Regions from separate parts of the Homo sapiens genome. Here region 1 is linked to region 2. The links are chromatin loops, found by intact Hi-C in ENCODE. Cell type or tissue: transverse colon. All regions are shown on one strand. Links, peaks and the distances in the headings refer to the core of each region. The heading gives the core; the rest is flanking DNA.

What was found. Hi-C counts contacts between places; a loop is a spot of excess contacts. Peaks named below come from ENCODE experiments on the same cell type or tissue, not always from the same donor. Only the 100,000 strongest peaks of a DNase experiment are listed, where the experiment ranks them.
Region 1: a loop joins it to region 2, with 10 times the contacts of the local background. A loop is called at or near these places in 92 of 110 quality-filtered maps.

Annotation. Positions count from the first base shown.
Region 1 is chr22:45,268,847-45,277,804 of GRCh38, reverse strand. It overlaps the pseudogene RPS10P31. Among named protein-coding and RNA genes, the nearest start is that of UPK3A, 12 kb to the left of the region's middle. RefSeq lists an enhancer at 7,660-8,311 and a silencer at 8,502-8,731. In transverse colon, for the core only: a CTCF peak has its summit at 8,664 (motif pointing left); DNase peaks (open chromatin) are centred at 4,084, 5,754, 8,333 and 8,604; H3K4me3 peaks cover 1,029 bases; H3K27ac peaks cover 3,769 bases.
Region 2 is chr22:45,539,427-45,549,572 of GRCh38, reverse strand. It overlaps FBLN1 (fibulin 1), which reads right to left. Exons shown (of 17, transcript NM_006486.3): 9 at 8,201-8,344; 10 at 7,290-7,418; 11 at 6,047-6,172; 12 at 2,369-2,488; 13 at 829-960. Among named protein-coding and RNA genes, the nearest start is that of FBLN1, 42 kb to the right of the region's middle. RefSeq lists enhancers at 415-1,202, 2,037-2,536, 2,537-3,038. In transverse colon, for the core only: no CTCF peak of the experiment used is centred there; no DNase peak of the experiment used is centred there; H3K27ac peaks cover 314 bases.

The sequences.
Region 1 (8,958 bases), core at 959-8,958, 270 kb after region 2:
TGGAGTGCACTGAAACCTCTGCCTCCCGGGTTCAAGCAATTCTCTGCCTCAGCCTCCCGAGTACCTGGGATTACAGGTGCCTGCCACCATGCCCAGCTAATTTTTGTATTTTTTTTTTTTTTAGTAGAGACAGGGTTTCACCACTTGGCCAGGCTGGTCTTGAACTCCTGACCTCATGGTCCACCCGCCCTGACCTCCCAAAGTGCTGTGATTACAGGTGTGAGCCACTGCGCCTGCCGCCACCTGGCTTATTTTTAAATTTTTGTAGAGACAAGAGCTCACTTTGTTGCCCAGGCTGGTCTTGAACTTCTGACCTCAAGCAATCCTCCCACCTCAGCCTCCCAAAGTGCTGGGATTACAGGTGTGAGCTACCACGCCCAGCCCACTAACCTCCTCTTGTTATTTATTTATTTATTTATTTTGTTTGCTTGTTTGAGATGGAGTCTGGCTCAGTCGTCCAGGCTAGAGTGCAATGGTGCGATCTCGGCTTACTCCAAACCTCTGCCTCCTGGGTTCAAGTAATTATCCTGCCTCAGCCTCCTGAGTAGCTGGGATTATAGGTGTGTGCCACCATGCCCGGCTAATTTTTTTTTATTTTTAGTAGAGACGGGGTTTCTCCATGTTGGCCAGGCTGGTCTCAAACTCCTGACCTCAGGTGATCCGCCCGCCTCAGCCTCTCAAACTGCTGGGATTACAGGTGTGAGCCACCGCGCCCAGCCTTAACCTCCTCTTGTTATAAGAATACCAGTCATATTGGATTAGGCCCACCCTAATGACCTCATGTTAGCTTAATTACCCTTTTAAAGACCTGTCTCCAAATACAGGCACTTACTGAGGTACTAAAGCTTAGGACTTTGACAGATGAGTTCTGGGGGGTGTGGTTGAGCCCTCACACATGTAATTGGCCCCCTCCACACTTTCATGCCTGGACTAATAACATAATAACAATTGACCCCACGTGTCAGGGACTGTGCTAGGGGTTTTACACATTTCAACTTATCTGTCACATCTGGTCTGGCAGGCAGGTACTGTTATTACCTCCATTACCTTCAGATGAAGTGAGGCTCAAGGCAGTTGAATAACTGCCCGCTAAAACGCGAGCTCTAACCGCGGCACCCGCACAGTGCCTGACCCTGCCGAGATGGACAGGTAGACAGACCCAGCGTCCTCCAGGTAAGACACAGGGAGTAGGGAGGTGGGTTTTAAACCCAGGCCATGGGACCCTGGTGTCCACACCCTGTCTTCTACGGAGACTGGCCTCCTACTGGGTCTCCCTGTTCATGCATCACTCCTCTGATGCGTCCCCACCCAGAAGCCAGGGTAACATTTCTTTTTTAAAAAAGTTTCTCTGGGTCGGGCGCCGTGACTCACGCCTGTAATCCCAACATTTTGAGAGGGCGAGAAGGGCGGATCACCTGAGGTCAGAACTTCAAGACCAGCTTGACCAACATGGTGAAACCCCATCTCTACTAAAAATACAAAAAAAATTAGACGGGCATGGTGGCAGGCGCCTGTAATCCCAGCTACTTGGGAGGCTGAGGCAGGAGAATCACTTGAACTCGGGAGGTGGGGAGGTTGCAGTGAGCTGGGATCACATTGCTGCCCTCCAGCCTGGGCAACAGAGTGAGACTCTGTCTCAATAAAAAAAATAAAAAATAAATAAAATAAAAAGTTTTTCTGGCTATAAGTTTATTCAATGCAAAATAATCCTCTCCAGTTTTACTGACATGGCTGACCATGTCCACGATCAAATCTGCCTCTAAACTTGGTTGCTGACCCAGCCCCAGCCTCGGCTTTCTGGTCTGCACCAGGAGGCACAGTGCCCCATCTGTTGGTCTCTGTCAGCTTCCCCTCTTGTGAGTCTTGTAGGTCGACTGCCCTCCAGACCTAGCCGAGGCCTGCCAGTCTCTGGAGGGCTGCAGTGTGGGGTGGCAGGCACAGTCTCAGGGGGTAGATGGAGGTCCTCACGGATACTCTGGATACCCTCACGGGTAAGGTGCCAGTAGAAATGTCTCCAGGCAAACTGTTCCTCCCTGTGGCCTTGGGACTTGAGGGACTGCATGGCCTTCATGATGTGAAGGTTGGGCACATTCTTGTCTGCCAGCTCCGGGTGCCTAGGCAGGTGGACACCCTCCTTAGCCACCATGACTCCCTGCTTAAAAAGGAGTTCATAAACGGCAATCTGGTTCTTCCTAGGCATCAACATCAATGCAGCTGCAAGTTCCGGGGCCGCAGCTGGAAAGGAAGGGGCAAGCGTGGTTCTGCGTCTCATCTGGGCCCCAGAGTGACATTTCTAAAGCGCAAGTCTGGTTGTCACTTTCCTCATGTAAAGCCCTTCAAGGTCACCCACTGTCCTCTGAATAAAGCCCACGCTTCCGGCCAGCCGCAGTGGTTCACCCCTGTAATCCCAGCACTTTGGGAGGCCAAGGAGGGCAGATCATGAGGTCAGGTGATCGAGACCATCCTGGCCAACATGGTGAAACCCCCGTCTCTACTAAAAATACAAAAATTAGCCAGGTGTGGAGGCGTGCACCTATAGTCCCAGCTACTCAGGAGGCTGAGGCAGGAGAATTGCTTGAACCTGGAAGGCGGAGGCTGCAGTGAGCCGAGATCGCACCACTGCACTCCAGCCTGGGTGACAGAGCAAGACTCCATCTCAAAAATAAAATAAAATAAAATAAAAAAATAAAGCCCACGCTTCCTACCCCAGTGTGCAAGGCCCTGGTGGCCAGTCAGCTCCCAGCAACCTCTCCACCTCCCCTCCTTCCTGTCTTACCTCATTCCCTGGCACCAGCCCCACTGAACACTGACAGGTCCCTAAGCTCACCCAGCTCTCTCTTGCCCTTTGGTGGCTCCAAGGATGAGGACTTTTGCAGTGCCCTCCAACTCTGACATCAATAGTCGAAGCCCCCCACCCCTGCCTTGAAGCTCTTTTTATACTTGCTGTGCCCACTGCCTGGGGTGCCCATGCTGCACGTTCCATCATGGAAGCCCCCCATTCTCCAAGGCCTGGCCCAAATCCTCCTCCTCCCGTGTCCTGCATAGGGCACATTCTCAGCAGTGTTTGATGAATGAATGAATGAGTAGATTTTCTTTCTTTCTTTCTTTCTTTTTTTTTTTTTGAGACAGAGTTTCACTCTTGTTGCCCAGGCTGGAGTCCAACGGCGCGATCTTGGCTCACCGCAACCTCCACCTCCTGGGTTCAAGCGATTCTCCTGCCTCAGCTTCCCAAGTAGCTGGGATTACAGGTATGCACCACCACACCTGGCTAATTTTGTATTTTTAGAAGAGACGGGGTTTCACCATGTTGGTCAGGCTGGTCTCGAACTCCCAAGCTCAGGTGATCCACCCTCCTCGGCCTCCCAAAGTGCTGGGATTACAGGCACGAGCCACCGTGCCAGGCCAAACAGGTAAATTTTCTAATTAACATGCGTGGAAGACGGAAGGCTCTTTCTAGGTGCTAAGTTCGTCTTGGATCACACCAGATAGGTAAAGGAGGGAGCAGCATGGCGTGGTGCAGGCTGGCACCGGTGCGGGCCGGAGGAAAGTTCTCGTGGTGGATGTATTTTGAAGGTTGGGCCCACAGGACTTTGCTGATGGACTGGAGGTGGGGTGAGAGTGAGGGAGGAGTCAAGGGGGACCCTAGTTCTAGCCTGAGGAGCCAAAAGGATGGAGTTGGGGAGCTCCCAACTGAGATGAGATGGGGAAGAGCAGATTTGGAGGGGAGAAGGGATTAAGACTCCTTTCTACAGCTGAGGGTCTGGAGCCCAGAGAGGGGAAGTGGCTCGGCCAAGGCTAACAGCTGCTCAGTGAGGCAGTCAGATCTCTGTGTTCTTCTCCTCCTGGCAGCGTCTACGTTGGGATCCATGAGGCTGACTTCCTGATGAGGGTCCCATCCCTGGCTTCGGAGGCAGCTTCTCCCACTAAGAAGTGGCGGAAGGTGGCGGGCTGGATTTGCAACCTGATTTTAGCAAACATCCCCCAGGCCCACCGACTGCCCGGTCCATGCTAAGCACAGGGGCCTGAGGACAATGGGACCCATGGGGCCCAGGAGAAGTCCTGTGTCAAGTCCAAAGGGCGGTGAGGTGCGATAGCAGGGGTGGGGTGTCCTCTCAGTCAGCAGCAGTAAACTGGTTTGTCTGTCTCTGGAATGAAGCTCAGATCAAACATTAATTTCTCCTTATCTGGGAGATCTGGAAGCCAGCGGGGATGAGGGCCTTTCCTGTCCCCTGAACAGAGTCTGTTGGCTCAGAATTTCTCTCTCTCCACCATGCGGACCACTGACCCCTCACCCTGAGCCAGTCCTGGGTCGGGGGTTCAGAGCCAGGAGGACTCGTGCAGGCCCCGGGTGGAAGCAGGAGCACCTCACAGCTCCCAAACAGTGCCCCTTCAACCCTGTAGCAACTCGAGGAGACTGTCCATGCCACCCCCGCTTTACAGAGGAGAAAAATGGGGTTACAACGCTGCAGTGATTTTTCCCTGAGTCTCCTGCCAGATCTCTGGATACACTTTTTTTTTTTTTTTTTTTTGAGATGGAGTCTCGCTTTGTTGCCCAGCCTAGAGTGCAGTGGTGCGATCTCGGCTCACTGCAGCTCTGCCTCCCGGGTTCACGCCATTCTCCTGCCTCAGCCTTCCAAGTAGCTGGGACTACAGGTGCCCGCCACCACGCCCGGCTAATTTTTTTGTATTTTTTAGTAGAGACGGGGTTTCACCATGTTTGCCAGGATGGTCTCGATCTCTTGACCTCGTGATCTGCCTGCCTTGGCCTCCTAAAGTGCTGGGATTACAGGCGTGAGCCACGGCACCCAGCCCAGATACATTCTTTTAGAAGAGAAGGGGTCTCACTATGTTGCGCTGGCTGGTGTCGAACTCCTGAGCTCAAGTGACCCTCCCACCTGGGCCTCCTGAAGTGCTGGGATTACAGGCGTGAGCCACTGGACCCAGACAAAAACTGAATGGATGCTGTGATCCCGAGTCCCGTTTCAGGAGTTCTTGTGGATGGAGGGTTGGGGTGGGCACTCCTAGGCCCCAGTGATAGCTGGACACTAGGAGCCTGGACTCTGGGCCTTGGTGTATTTTTACCGTTGCCCACCCCCATCCTGCGTGGTCCATCCCAGGCAGTGCCTGACCAGCGGCAGGGGCCTCTATGTGAGTCAGATCCACCCCCAAGTGGTTTTGGTGAAGAGACCAAGGCTCAGAGGGAAGCTCAGAGTCCAGCCACCAGCACGGCCCCAGCAGGGCTGGCCTATTTTACTTTATTTTTTTAGAGGCAGGGTCTTGCTCTGTCACCCAGGCTGGGGTGCAGTGGCCCAAACATAGCTCACTCCAGCCTCGACCTCCTGGGCTCAAGTAATCCTCCCGCCTCAGTCTCCTGCGTAGCTGGGACTACGGGCGCATACCATGGGGTCTTGCTTTATTGCCCATGCTGGTCTCGAACTCCTAGCTTCAAACAAGCTTCCCACCTTGGCCTCCCAGAGTTTTGGGATTATAAGCCTGAGCCACCATGTCTGTACACGACTGGCTTTAAAATCGTATTTTTGCCCCATTTCTGCCCCAGCTTCCCCATCTACAAAACAGGCGTGCTTATTTACACAAATGTGTATCAAACCACAATCCTCTCTGCTGCCTCTCCCAGCTCAGACACAGACCACTCCTGACTCGGTCATTTCTGACGTTGTCCTTTGGCTGCTAGTTCCTATTTTTGGAACATTCTGCCAGAAACCCGAGCTCCAGAACTAGTTCCATGTCCCTGTCCCCACTCAACCCTTAACAGCCGCCAGGCTTTAAGTCCTAACAAACTTGCTCACATGGGCTGTGAATGCCTCCAGCTGTCCCGGGCGGTTTCCTGGGGAGGCTGGGAGGCATGAAGGTTAAGCCTAAAGGACTCGCCTCTGGGGTCTTGGGTAGGGCGCTTTGCCTCTCTGCACCGTATCCACATTCGAAAATGATAACCATCGCTTCTCGGCCTTTTGGCTAAGACCAAATGAAAATGGTAACAGTCTCTCCCTTGTGAATCAGCTCTTAGGATTAAATAATGCACACAACAATACCCAATTGTGAAGATTAAATGGGGCGGTGCACATCACAAGTGCTTGGTGACTGAATGCTGGGCCTTTGCTTGTTTAGTGGGACCTTGCTTCAGACAACCTGCACTGATGGATGAAGCACACCAAGGGGTGGGGCAGAGGGTGCCTTTTGGGAAGAAGCTGATCTCTCACTGCCCCTCAAATCAGTCTGTGTGGCCAAGCCTCTCCTTTCTCTAGAACTGCACTGTCTCACACTATAGCCGCTAGACACACATGCCTGTTTAACATTAATTAAAATTAAATTTCAAAATTCAGTTTTTGGCTGGGTTTGGTGGCTCATGCCTGTAATCCCAGCACTTTGGGAGGTTGAGGTGGGAGGATTACTTAAGCTCAGTAGTTCAAGACCAGCCTGGGCAACATAGTAAGACCCCTTCTCTACTAAAAATTCAAAAAAAATTAGCTGGGCATGGTGGCACACACCTGTAATCCCAGCTACTTGGGAGGCTGAGGCAGGAGAATTGCTTGAACCCAGGAAGCAGAGGTTGTGGTGAGCTGAGATTGCACCACTGCAGTCCAGTCTGGGTGACACAGTCAGACTCTGTCTCAAAAAAAAAAAAAAAAAAGAGAGAGAGTGAGAGCGCAAGCTCTCCCTAATGAAGGCACTAATCCCCTCATTATGCCCCCCCCCTCGTGACCTCATTGAACCTTAACTACCTCCTTATAGGTTCTATCTCCAAATACAGGTGCTTGGGGCTTCAGTGGACAGATTTAAGGCAGACACAAACATCCAGAGGTTGGGCACGGAGTGGGCAGTGCAGAGGAGGATGCCGGGGCTCAGAGCAGTCAGGTAGTAGGGTCCCCATGACTGGCAGGCAGGTGAGCCAGAATTTGAATCTGAGGCTATTGGAAGCCGATGCCCCCATCCTTAGCCACTGTGTGACACTGCCTCTGGCATATGCATTCATTCATTCATTCATTCATTCATTCACTCATTCACTCAGCCGACACGCGGAGCTCCTGCTTCCTCAAGTCAGGACCTTGACTCCCACCCCAGAATGAAGAGTTCTCACCCAGGAGAGGAGGGCAGCCATGTTCTCCCTTGCCCCCAACAATTCAGCCCTCTCCTCCCTCCAGGAGTTCCGGGTCAGGAGGATGGGGGGGAGGACAAACACAGGTGCATCCCCACCTCAGGGTTACATGAGAGGAGTGTGAGAAAAGAGGGTCTCAGGGACTTCACGCAGTGCTGTCCTGGGGCCAGGCAAGCTTCGCTCCTTTCTCTCCCGCTTCCTTGAGCACATGACAGTGACCCTGAAGGCCTAATAGCACTGCTCACTACTAACCCCTACTGAGCACTTCCTCTGTGGTCCACTCCCTCCTGAGTGCACCACAGGCAGTTTCCCGAATCGTCCTGAGAATCCCAGGGGTGGCTCTGACATCACCATCACACTTTACACATGAAGAAATTGAGGCACAGAGAGGCTGAGTAGTTTACCTAAGGTCACACATCCATGGAGCGTGGAGCTGGAATTTAAACCCAGGCAGTCCGCTTCCCTCTGTGCCTGAACCAGTCACCTGGTGCATGTGTGAGCCTGATGCCAGCACGGGACCCCGGGGAATGAAAGGCTGAGTATTTGCAAGACTTTCTGAAACCACTAAGTCTGCAAGGTTGCAAATGAGTGAGAGATTACTACAGGGATAACTGGAATCTTCTCTATTATTCGTAAGAAAATAGTTTTCAAATATCTTTAAGTACTTTATTATTGCTCACAATATGAAGACAAGTCTCACAAACGATCCCCCACCCCAACTGAACAAGGGAACAGGGAGAGACTGTGAAAAGCGGGGAGGGTGTTAGATGCAAAGGCTGGGCTGCAAGCTGGCCTACTAAGGATCACCTTCAGAGCCCGAGGTTCTGCAGGAGGAAGATTCAGCCCTCAGAAGTTATAGATGGGGGCTGACAGGCTGGGGCAGGAGCCAGGGAGCCCAGTTACTTACTGAGCGTCTGTGGTCCCAGGCTCTAAGCAAAGGTGGGTGGAGGGACAGGACTTCCACCATCGATCATCTGAGTAAGCTGCCTGGGGCTCCCGGCTCCCAGATTTATTCACCTGAAACCCACTCACCACGTGCTAGGATCGTGGGTGACCCAGCCCCATCCCGGCCGGGGGACTCACTGTCCACTGTCCCAGGAGAAGAATACAGAGTGACAGTGTGGCCAGGGGACCTGTAGGAGCCCAAGGGAGGTGCCTGGTTCAGCCTGAGGCTCGGGAAGGCTTGCTGGAGGCGGTGGTGCCTCGACTAGATCTTGAACGGGGAAGGTATTCCGCGTGTTCCCGGTGGAAGGAACAGTATGCACTACGCCGGGAGGTGAGAAGTGCAGGGGGTCGGGTTTGGGTGCAGCCGGGACCGCAAGGGTGGGCCGGGGCCGGGAGAGCAGGGTCCTGGCTGTGGAGCGCGGCTTCGCCGCCCGGGGCCTGCCCCCGCCCCCGCCCCCGCCCCCGCCCCCGCCCCCGCCTCCGCCTCCGCCTACCCAGGCTCCGCCCCCACCTCCTCTCAGCCCCGCCCCGCTGGCGCGTGGAGCCTCGCGTTGGTGTCGGGCGCCCCCTGGCGGCGCAACGCGGGCGGTTCGGCCGGGGAGGGGGCGGTGCCGCGCCCACAGCAAGGCTGACTCCCCCAATTTCTATTAGCATCAGAAGAATGCCCTCTCAGGGGGAAGCAATTGTTTTCGCGTATAATTTCGACACATTTGCCATTATGGCAGCGCAGTCGCGAGATGCTTTTGCTTTATTACTTTTTTTTATAATGGAGGGAGGGTCCCGCCCAGTGTCTAGGGTTCAGGGCCCGCGGCCTCCACGATCCGGGTACGACCACAGGCGGGTGCCCACCCAACTCCATCCTGGCCTTCTTCGCCTCACTTCCAGGGGCTGCAGGGGAC
Region 2 (10,146 bases), core at 856-8,855:
TGCTCCGTCAGAAATGCAGACACAACCAGCCTTCCATCCAGAGCCCAGGGCAAGCGGAGGGGGCCTCCCAGGAAACACCGCAGCTCCTGCCTGCCTTTCATCAAAGTCACCTTCCTCATGACCAGAAGCTACATCTGTGGGACCCAGGGGGCTTCCAGAGCCCCAGGATCCACAGTCCTGTGTGGGGCTCCCGAGGAACTGGCTGGACAGCCCCACCTCCATGACTCAGCTTCTGGGCGCAGTGTGTACACTGAGGATCACGCGCTCACAAACATCTACTCAGCACCCGCTGTCAGTGATTGAATGGATGGTTATCAGATGGCTCTGGGGGACACACACTGCCCCCTAGAGCATTCGTAGAAAAGGGGGCTGAATGCAGAACCAATGCCATTGGCCACCATTACTTAGCCGATGCTGGAGCTGACCCATAGCCATGAGTATCCCTGGGCCATCCCACACCAGGCCACGCCATCCCCTGGCCTGGACTGCTTCCTCCCTGGCGGGCATCTTCCTAAAGGCCTCTGTTCCAGCCTTTACGGGGCTGCTGAGGGGAGGGGAGGAGGGCTGAAGTGTTCCTGCCGGATGCAGCCGCCACAGGCTCAGACAATCCAGAGGACAAGTGTGCTGGGGCCTGGGTGTAGGAGACCAGGGTGCTGCAGACCCCAGGACACCCCTTGGATGGGGTGGGCCTCCTTTTCCTGAATGCATTCCATCTGTGCTGTGGCCCTTGGGTTGGGGAAGCACAGCCCCCGAGCCCAGCCTCAGCCCCACGACATTGCAGGGCCCCAAGCAGAGCGTGAGGGACCCCAGGGCATCCCTCCTGCTCACCTTGGCAGTTGCGGCCATTGGGGGCCAGCCTGTAGCCAGACGAGGGGCAGCTGCACTGGAAGCTTCCAGGGATGTTGATGCAGCGGTAGGAGCAGATGTGGCCCCCGGTGGGCAGGGCGCACTCGTCGATGTCTGCAACGGCAAAGCCCACCTCAGCCTCAGTGTCCTGGCACCTGGCCATGGCTGCTGGCCATGCTACATCGCCCTGGGGGCTGCACTGGGGCCCGGGAGGGCAGCAGCACAGGACAAGCTGAACACAGGAAGCCTCAGAGACCATCGTGCTCAGAGAGGCGATGGGACTAGCCTAGGGTCACACAGCAAGTTCATGGTGTGAAGTATGCATGTGGCGGGCAGGGGGAAATATGGACCACAGTTCAATAATAAGAAACACACCTCAGCTGGGTGCACTGGCTCATGCCTGGAATCCCAGGCATGGGAGGCTGAGGCAGGAGGGTTACTTGAGCCCAGGAGTTCGAGACCAGCCTCGGCAACAAAGTGAGACCCTGTGTCTACAAAAAATCAAAAAAGTTAGTCAGGCATACTGGTGCATGCCTGTGGGCCCAGCTACTCAAGGAGGCAGAGGTGGGAGAATTGCTAGATCCCAGGAGATGGAGGCTGCAGTGAGCCGTGTTTGTACCACTGCCCTCCAACCTGGGTGACAGAGCTGTCTCTGTCTCAAAAACAAACAAGCAAACAAAATACACACACACCTTACATGAAAATGGTAATCATCGTAATTGCCCTTAATTGCCTGTAATTGCTGTCATCTAGTTTAATCCTCCAATGATCTGGTGAGGCTGAAGTTAATCATCATGTTACAGATGAAGAGTTAGAGCTCTGAGTCAGGGATATAGGTGGTCCCTGAGCCCCCTCCTTACCTCTCAGCCATGCACCACCACCAAGACCTGAGATATGCGGCCCAAGGTCCCAGTGCATGTTGTAATTACCGCCGTGCACATTTATTAAAGAACAAGTCAGGAGTGGTTTGCTGCCTTCCCACCCTCACGCTTAAGGATGGGAAAAGTATATTAGAATTTCAGTTGGGGGCCAGGCACGGTGGCTCATGCCTGTAATCCCAGCAATTTGGGAGGCTGAAGCAAGAGGATCACTTGAGCCACGGAGTTCGAGACCAGCCTGGGCAACACAGCAAGGCCCCGTCTCTAATTTTTTAAAAATAAAAAATTAGCCAGGCATGGTGGTATACACCTATGGTCCCAACTACTTGGGAGGCTGAGGTGGGAGGATCACTTGAGCCTGGGAAGCTGAGGCTGCAGTGAGCAGTGATTGCACCATATCACTCCAGCCTGGGCAACAGAGCAAGACCGTGTCTCAAAAAAAAAAAAAAAAAAAAAAAAAAACCTCAGTTGGAGGGAAAACAGCAAACCACCCGCTTGCCTCCAAGGGTGGACATGGAAGGTTTGTCAGGTGAAGAAATCCCAGCAGGCTCTTCCCTGTGGATTTTGAAAGTCAGAGGCCGTGCTGCTGTGTCATGGCAAGACCAGGGGGTGCTTTCCCCCTCAGCAGGCAGGGGCGTCCGCACCTTCACAGGTGACTCCATCCACATCGCTGAGCTGGTAGCCTCGCCGGCAGTAACACTGGTAGGAGCCGTAGACGTTGGCACACTCCTGGCTACAGGGGCTGCTGCTGCACTCATTGATGTCTGAAATACAAAACGAGGGTCACCGCTCAGAGCATCATACGTCCCTGCCTCCACAGTAGCCCTCAGGGTCAGTGAACAGAAAATCTCCTCTCCACCTCCCTCAGGTTAACACACTCGGAGAGACAGAGGTCCCGGGGGGTGTGGCCGAGGGAGAGGCGTCATCGCTGGTGGCTCCGGACCCTCCATCCCTGCTCCTGCCTGCTTCGACCACAACTTCTCCTGCCAGGATGGCAGCGATCGCCTCCAGCCTTGGCCCCTGGAAGTCTGCCCCGACCTGGCTGCCAGAGTCCATTCTAGTTCTCAAATGGAAATCTGATCCTGTGCTCTCCACTTCACCTCCAAGATGGCATCCTAAACAGATGACGGCACACAAGGAAGTCCTCGGCCACCCAGCCCATACGCCAGTACTCCTCATACTCCAATGCACAGAACTCACTGGGCCACTCAGCAACTCTGAACTACTGCTCAACTGTCCCCTTTACCTAAAGCAGAGGTCAGCAAATCATAGTCTATGGGCCAAATTTGTCCCAACACTTGTTTTTATAAATAAAGTTTTATTAGAACACAGCCCGGCAAGGCATGGTGGCTCATGCCTGTAATTCCAGCACTTCGGGAGGCCGAGGTGGGCGGATCACGAGGTCAGGGGTTCGAGACCAGCCTGGCCAGCATGATGAAACCCATCTCTACTAAAAATACAAGAATTAGCCAGGCATGGTGGCACGCACCTGTAGTCACAACTTCTCGGGAGGCTGAAGCAGGAGAATTGCTTGAACAAGGAGGCAGAGGTTGCAGTGAGCCAAGATCACACCACTGCACTCCAGCCTGGGCGACAGAGCGAGACTCCGTCTCAAAATAATAATAACAATAAAATAAAGAATACAGCCACATTCACTCTTTTTTTTTTTGAGACAAAGTCTTTGTCTGTCGCCCAGGCTGGAGTACAAGTAGCTCAATCTCAGCTCACTGCAATCTCCACCTCCGGGAGGCTATTGTCCACTAAATGTGGACATGAATTCAAGCAGTTCTCCTGCCTCAGCCTCCTGAGTAGCTGGGGGATTACAGGTGTGCACCACCATGCCCGGCTAATTTTTGTATTTTTAGTAGACACAGGGTTTCACGATGTTGGCCATACTGGTCTCGAACTCCTGACCTCAAGTAATCCACCTGCCTCAGCCTCCCAAAGTGCTGGGATTACAGGTGTGAGCCACTGTGCCCTGCCACACTCATTCTTTTACCATGGTCCTCTGGCCACTTCTCTGCTACCACAGCAGAGTTCAGCGGTTGCAACAGAGATTGTGGCTGGAAAAGCCTTAAATCTATACTATGTGGCTGTCACAGAACGTCCAATAGCCTTCCACCCCGTGTTTCATCTCTGTGGCCCCCACACACCAGGCCTGGCCTCCACCTGTCCAGTGTGGTCTCTCATCCCCCGCTAGAGACACTCCCCAGTGCAGGACCGAGTTCTTGCTACACACCCGGGGCAGGACCCTAACAAATGGTTAGTAAGGTCACATAGCAAGGTTGGCCAGGCTCTGGTTCTATATCCACAATATTGTCCACTAATGTGGATATGAATGCCGACTTTTCAGCAATTTATGAATGACTAGAGGAAGCACAAGCCAGGAATCCCACTACTTCTACTAAATAATAATAAAGCCAGCAGCCTCCACACCGCCAGCTCTTCATCCTGTGCTTGGCCCTGTGATAAGCTCTTCACATGCTTAATCTCGTTTCATCCTCACAACCCCCTATGGGGTTGGTCCTACTATGCCCGTTTTACAGATGAGGACACCATGGCCCAGGAAAGACTGAGTTACTTCTTCAAGGCCATGGAAATGGCAGAAGTCAGGTTTGAACACAAGCCTGAGAGACTCAACTCGTGAATCTTGTTCCTTGTCCATACACGTTCTTGTGAACTAAGCCCAGGACCCCTCACACCGTCCGTCCTCCGATTTGAGAATCATGCACACCACAGCTCACTGTGGCATATCCAACCCCTGCGACCATCTCATCAGGAAGGAAAATTCTCATGGCAAAATGTTAGGACCTGCCATGTTTGAGTCAGGCTGCAGAAGCCGTCCTGTGAGCCAGTGCACGGCACCAAACAGGGTGTCATCGGCAATGTGGACGATTGTGGAGGGCCATCCAAAGCTCTCAGTGTCTGCTCAGCTCAGAACCTAATCCGTATACAAGACACGACATCTGCCAAGCACCTAGTATGTGCCAGGCCCTGGGCTGACATGCAGTTCATGTGACCTTCCCATCAGCCCAGGAGGTTGGTGTTATCTGAGAACCACAAGACTGTTGGCAGGAACAACTCTGTCCAACCCCCACATACCAAGAGACCTGACCCAACTTCAGCGTGGCTGCCATTGGCCCAAGACCAGGTATCCAGGATGTAGACCCAGCCCCCTTGACATGCCTGTCTGAGAAAGATCAATGCTGCCAAAAGAATTTTCTCTTGGTTCCAGCCCAAACCTGACTACAGGCGCTGACCTCCATGTTCCTTAGAAGCATCTACTTTAGAAAAACTTGCAAATGTAAACGGTTTCTCTGTCCCTTTGAGATGTGCAACCAAGGAGTGTCTTTCTCAAGGGCTGGGGACATGCCTGGGGAATGTCGTCATCCGGAAGGCCAGGGTGCTTCTCCCTGTCTCTGCGGGTGGGGAAAGCCTAACTCCAACACGAAGTTAGAGGCAGGCCGGGCGCGGTGGCTCACGCCTGTAATGCCAGCACTTTGGGAGGCCGAGGTGGGCGGATCATCTGAGGTCAGGAGTTCAAGACCAGCCTGGCCAACATGGGGAAACCCTGTCTCTACTAAAAATACAAAAATTAGCTGGGCATGGTGGTGTGCACCTGTAATCCCAGCTATTCGGGAGGCTGAGGCAGGGGAATCGCTTGAACCCGGGAGGCGGAGGTTGCAGTGAGCCGAGATCGTAGCATTGCACTCCAGCCTGGGTGACAGAGCGAGACTCCGTCTCAAAAAAAAAAAAAGAAGTTAGAGGCAGGTGCACAGTGACCCACGCCCTAAAGGCCTCAGTACTTCCTCTCACAGCTCGTCATTTACAAAGCCTCCCTCCTTTTGTTTGGGTGACTTGAGATCAATGGACACAGAGGCCTGTCTCCCCTAGGCAGCATCTGATTAAAACCCACACACTGTCTTTGTGCAAAACAAGTGTCCAGTTTTCGCTGCTGTTTCACACATCAACCCCTCTCCCCGGGGAGGACACGGAGGCAGGGAGAGGTCGGGCATAACCAAGGCCCTGTGACTCGTGGGTGTCATGCTCCAAGCCCCATAATCCTAGCCACATCCCGCATGGCCTCTGCCGCAGCCTATGAACCCCGACACGGCCTCGGAGGGTGGATGTCATCAGGAGAAATCGGGTGGGCAGGCGGGCAGTCCTCTCTGATGAACAATATTTTACAGGCACTTCCCCTGCTAACATGTCATTTAACAGGGAAACCATCGCGGATCTGCTGCAAACCGGTCTGCAGAAGGGTGGCTTCCCCAGGAGGAAGGTGACCTGGGGGAGGTGAGTGGACGGGGCCCCAGCCTCACCTTCACATGACCTGCCATCCACAGAGAGCCGGAAGCCCACGGAACAGCTGCAGAGGTAGGAGCCCAGCGTGTTCTCGCACTTGTGGCCACACAGGCGCCCGGGGTAGCGCTGGCACTCGTTGACATCTGAAAGTGAGGGGTGGGCTGACTCAGGGCAATGTCCAACACAGTGGCACCACACTCCACCCTCCTAGTAAGGCCAGCTCATGTCCTTTGTCCTCCACCTCCTCCAGCCTCATTTCTTTTTTTTCCTTCATCTTTGAGATGGAGTCTCGCTCTGTCTCCTAGGCTGGATTGCAGTGGCATGATCTCAGCTCACTGCAACCTCCGCCTCCCAGTTCAAGTGATTCTCCTGCCTCAGCCTCCCAAGTAACAGGGATTACAGGCATGTGCCACCACGCCCGGCTAATTTTTGTATTTTTTGTAGAGATGAGGTTTCGTCATGTTGGCCAGGCTGGTCTCAAACTCCTGACCTCAAGTGATTCACCTGCCTTAGCCTCCCAAAGTGCTGGGATTACAGGCATGAGCCATCGCGCCTGGCCTCCAGCCTCATTTCTCAGACAAGGAATGCAAAGTGACTTGTCCCGAGCATGCGGGAAGTCAGTGGGAGAGCCGGGACTGCCGCGCTGTGCCTGCCTGGTGGGCGAGCCTCGTGCTCCTTCTGCGGCAGCACATCTGAACTTGTGCCCTCCTGCCAGTCCTCCTCCCCAGGACCCACAAGGAGGGTCTGCCAGGATCTAGCAAAGTGCCCACTTTGGGGGAGTGGTTGGCAGCTGCCAGGCTTCCCTGAGCACCTAGGTTTGGTGACAGCAGGCACTGGCTGGACAAGACCTGACCCCACTCCTGGTCAACTTTTCCCCTCGCTGCCCTGGGCTAAAGGCACACATCTCTAGCTCCTGGGGATCTACAGCTCAGCGGTGAATCTCCAGGAAATCGCTGATGCTGCCCACATGTGTAGACCTGGCTCATCAGCACTTGGAGGTCCTGGGTCAAGCAGAACCCCTTTCCACAGATGGGGAGCAGGCTCACACACAGGGGGGTGGTGCCAGTGGCCGCCTGGCTGGGCAGTAGCAGAGCTGGGGCTAGAATGGGGTCTCCTGACTCAGGATCTTCTCTCAGGGTCTGCCTGCACTTGGGATTATCTGAGATGAGGATCAGACCACATCACTCGAGGTGCCACAGAAATGTGTCCCTGGTGCCACGTGGCTGGGTTCCCCCGAGGCCTGCGGGGCCCCCCACGCACCGACACACATCCTGCTGATGCCGTCAAAATAGTAACCCGTCTTGCATTCGCAGCGGAAACTGCCGGGAGAGTTCACGCAGCGATGTCCCTTCCCACAGGGCTCAGCAGGTGGCGCGCACTCGTCCACATCTTGCAAAGGAGAAAGAAAGCCATGATGAAAACCTTTAGTTTGGGTTTTTTCCCCCCAAGATGATCAGAAAGGAAAGCAAGAAAGGAACACATGGACATGGAAACAGGCATTCCATTTCAACACGACTTCACAGAGCACCTACTGAGTGCCGGGCCCTGGACTGGGAAGATAGCTGACCCAGAGGCAGCCCTACCTGGCTGGCAGGCCAGCAATGACTCTCATTAAGGTAGGAAGTGCCCAGGAACCCAGGGAGACACTGAAGAAGTGTCCTGGGGGTTATGCGAGGAAGGCTCCTTCCCTGGCGGGATCTAGGCAGGCTGGGTGCCCTGGATCCAAAGGAACGTAGGAGCAGGTGGGCAGAGGGAATGACGTGAGAGCAAACACCCACACAGAGAGGAAAGGACAGTGCTTGTGTGGGGAGTGGCAGACCCACATTGCCTGAATTACAAGGTTTGTGGAGTTGGGCCAGCTCTGGGGGACTGGACTGTAAGCAGAGGCATCCATCCTTTGTCACCAACGGGGAGCTGATGGAACTGTAAACAGGGTGGGGTGCGAGAGCTTTGGGCTCAGGACAAGCCAGACAAGGCTGAGGCAGTAGACGGGCTGGTGCACCAGTCCAGGCAAGACAATGAAGCCCCATGCTTGGGAACTGACAGTGGGATGGATGGGCTGATAGAAATGGCTTTGCTTTGGGGATCAACTTTCTGCTTCCAGAGAAGGCAGGGTGCATGCTGGAAGCAGACAGGAAAGTGGATTTCAGATTTGTTTTCTTAATACCAACCAACACAGCGCGTTCCCTCCTCGTTGAGATGGTAGCCACGGCCACAGTTGGGCACGTTCTTCTGGCACGTGTAGGAGCCCTCTGTGTTGATGCATGTATGCCCGATAGGGCACGGGGCACTGATACTCAAACACTCATTGATATCTACAGCGGGAAAAGACAGAGACCATGTGGTTAAACCTGGAGGGTGTCCCAGAACCCAAAAACTGGATCTCCAAAGAAACTCCCCTTCCCACCTCTTTGCAAAACCACAAATGGAGGGGCTCAACCCCCTCACTCTGGACCACACAGCCGCCTCCCAGCTGGCTCCCAAATTTTATCACTGCATACCGCCTCAAACACCACCTCTCTGGCCCTTCTTCCTGTCCCTAAATCTCCAGCACCTCCATCGTTCGCTGCGCCAAATCGGGACCTGCCTGCCTGGCTTCTCCTGCATTCATCTACTCCACACACTGGGCACGGTATTAAGGAGACAGGTGACTGTCCACGTGGTGCCAGCAACTCTGACTCCCAGCAAGGCTCTAGGCCCCTCCGATGACTGGGCTTCACAGGGCCTATGCTGAGCCAGGCCCACCCGGGAGGTGCCATGGCTCCCTGAGCTCACTGCACGGCAGTCTCCTTCCTTGAGTGGACACATCTCTGACATGGGGACCGTGGGGCATTTACCTTTGATGACATACAATGAGCAAGTGTGAACCCATGAATGGTCCAGGAGGGCCATGCTACACAGGGATACCCTCCTTCTGCTCAAATTCGGAGGAAGAATACACAGATTGCACTTCCTGATAGAGGGAGTGGAAAAGGACCTAAGCATCTAAACATCACCTTGGAGAACCTTGCTCAGACACTTACAAAGCATCTGGTATGGGGGAACAAAGAGAGGGAGTGATGGTGGAAGACCCCTGAGCGTAAGTCAGAAAGGAGGACAGCTGTACCCCTCTCCCTGCCAGCCAAGTCCACCCTCCTCAGTCAAATGAGTCAGCCCTTCGCGCTGACCGTGCAGCAATTTACAGTTTACAAAAGCTTTTACATCCATGACCGCTCTCGAGCACCACAGCCAGCCTGCAAGTGAGGTGAGGCCGGTATCACTATCATTACTGCCTGCACTTTATAAACAGGAAACCAAGGTCCGGAGACTGAATGACTCTGGGCTCATGGCTGAAGTCAGGGGCCAACCAGGGCCTAGGTCTAGAATCAGGGTCTCCTGCTTTCCAGCTCCCTTAAATCAGTGGCCAGCAAATGATGGCCCTTGGTTCAAACCCGGCTTACACCTGCTTTTGTAAATAAAGTTTTATTAGCGTGCAACCAGGCCCACTCTGTTATGCATTGCTCAGGGGTGCTTTTACACTGCAAAAGGCAGAGTTGAGTGGTTGCCACAGAGACTGAAGTTGTTAGTTACCATCTAGCCCTTTAGAGAAACAGCTGGGTGGCCCCTGCCCTGTAACACGAATAAATGCAGCGTTTAGCAGAGCGGTGGCTGCCTTCCCACTGGCGCTGCAGGTTCCTCACTCAGACTAGATTCCCCAAACTCTGTTCCACAGAACAACAGTGTCCCTCAGAACATCGTGCACTCCACAGGGGTAAGACCTGGCTATCAATGAATGAATGAATGGGAATGAATAAACAGACAGCAAATCAATGTAAAGCATAGGGTGAGTTTGGGAACAGGGCACCCGATCTCTCCCTCTCAGGGATTCACATGGGAAAAGCCCAAGCTACCAAGGTCCCCGTTCACTTGGCTTCACCCAGTGCTTCCTAGATTCAGTGGAACCCCTTCCTGCCCCAGGACCTGCCGACATCCCCAGGCAAGGTCAGCCAGGGCACGTGGGAAGCCCTGGCCCATTCCTTCCTCCCCACTCAAGAAGAAAGGCAGAGGCTGGGCGTGGTGGCTCACGCCTGCAATCCCAGCACTTTGGGAAGCCGAGGGGTGGATCACCTGAGGTCAA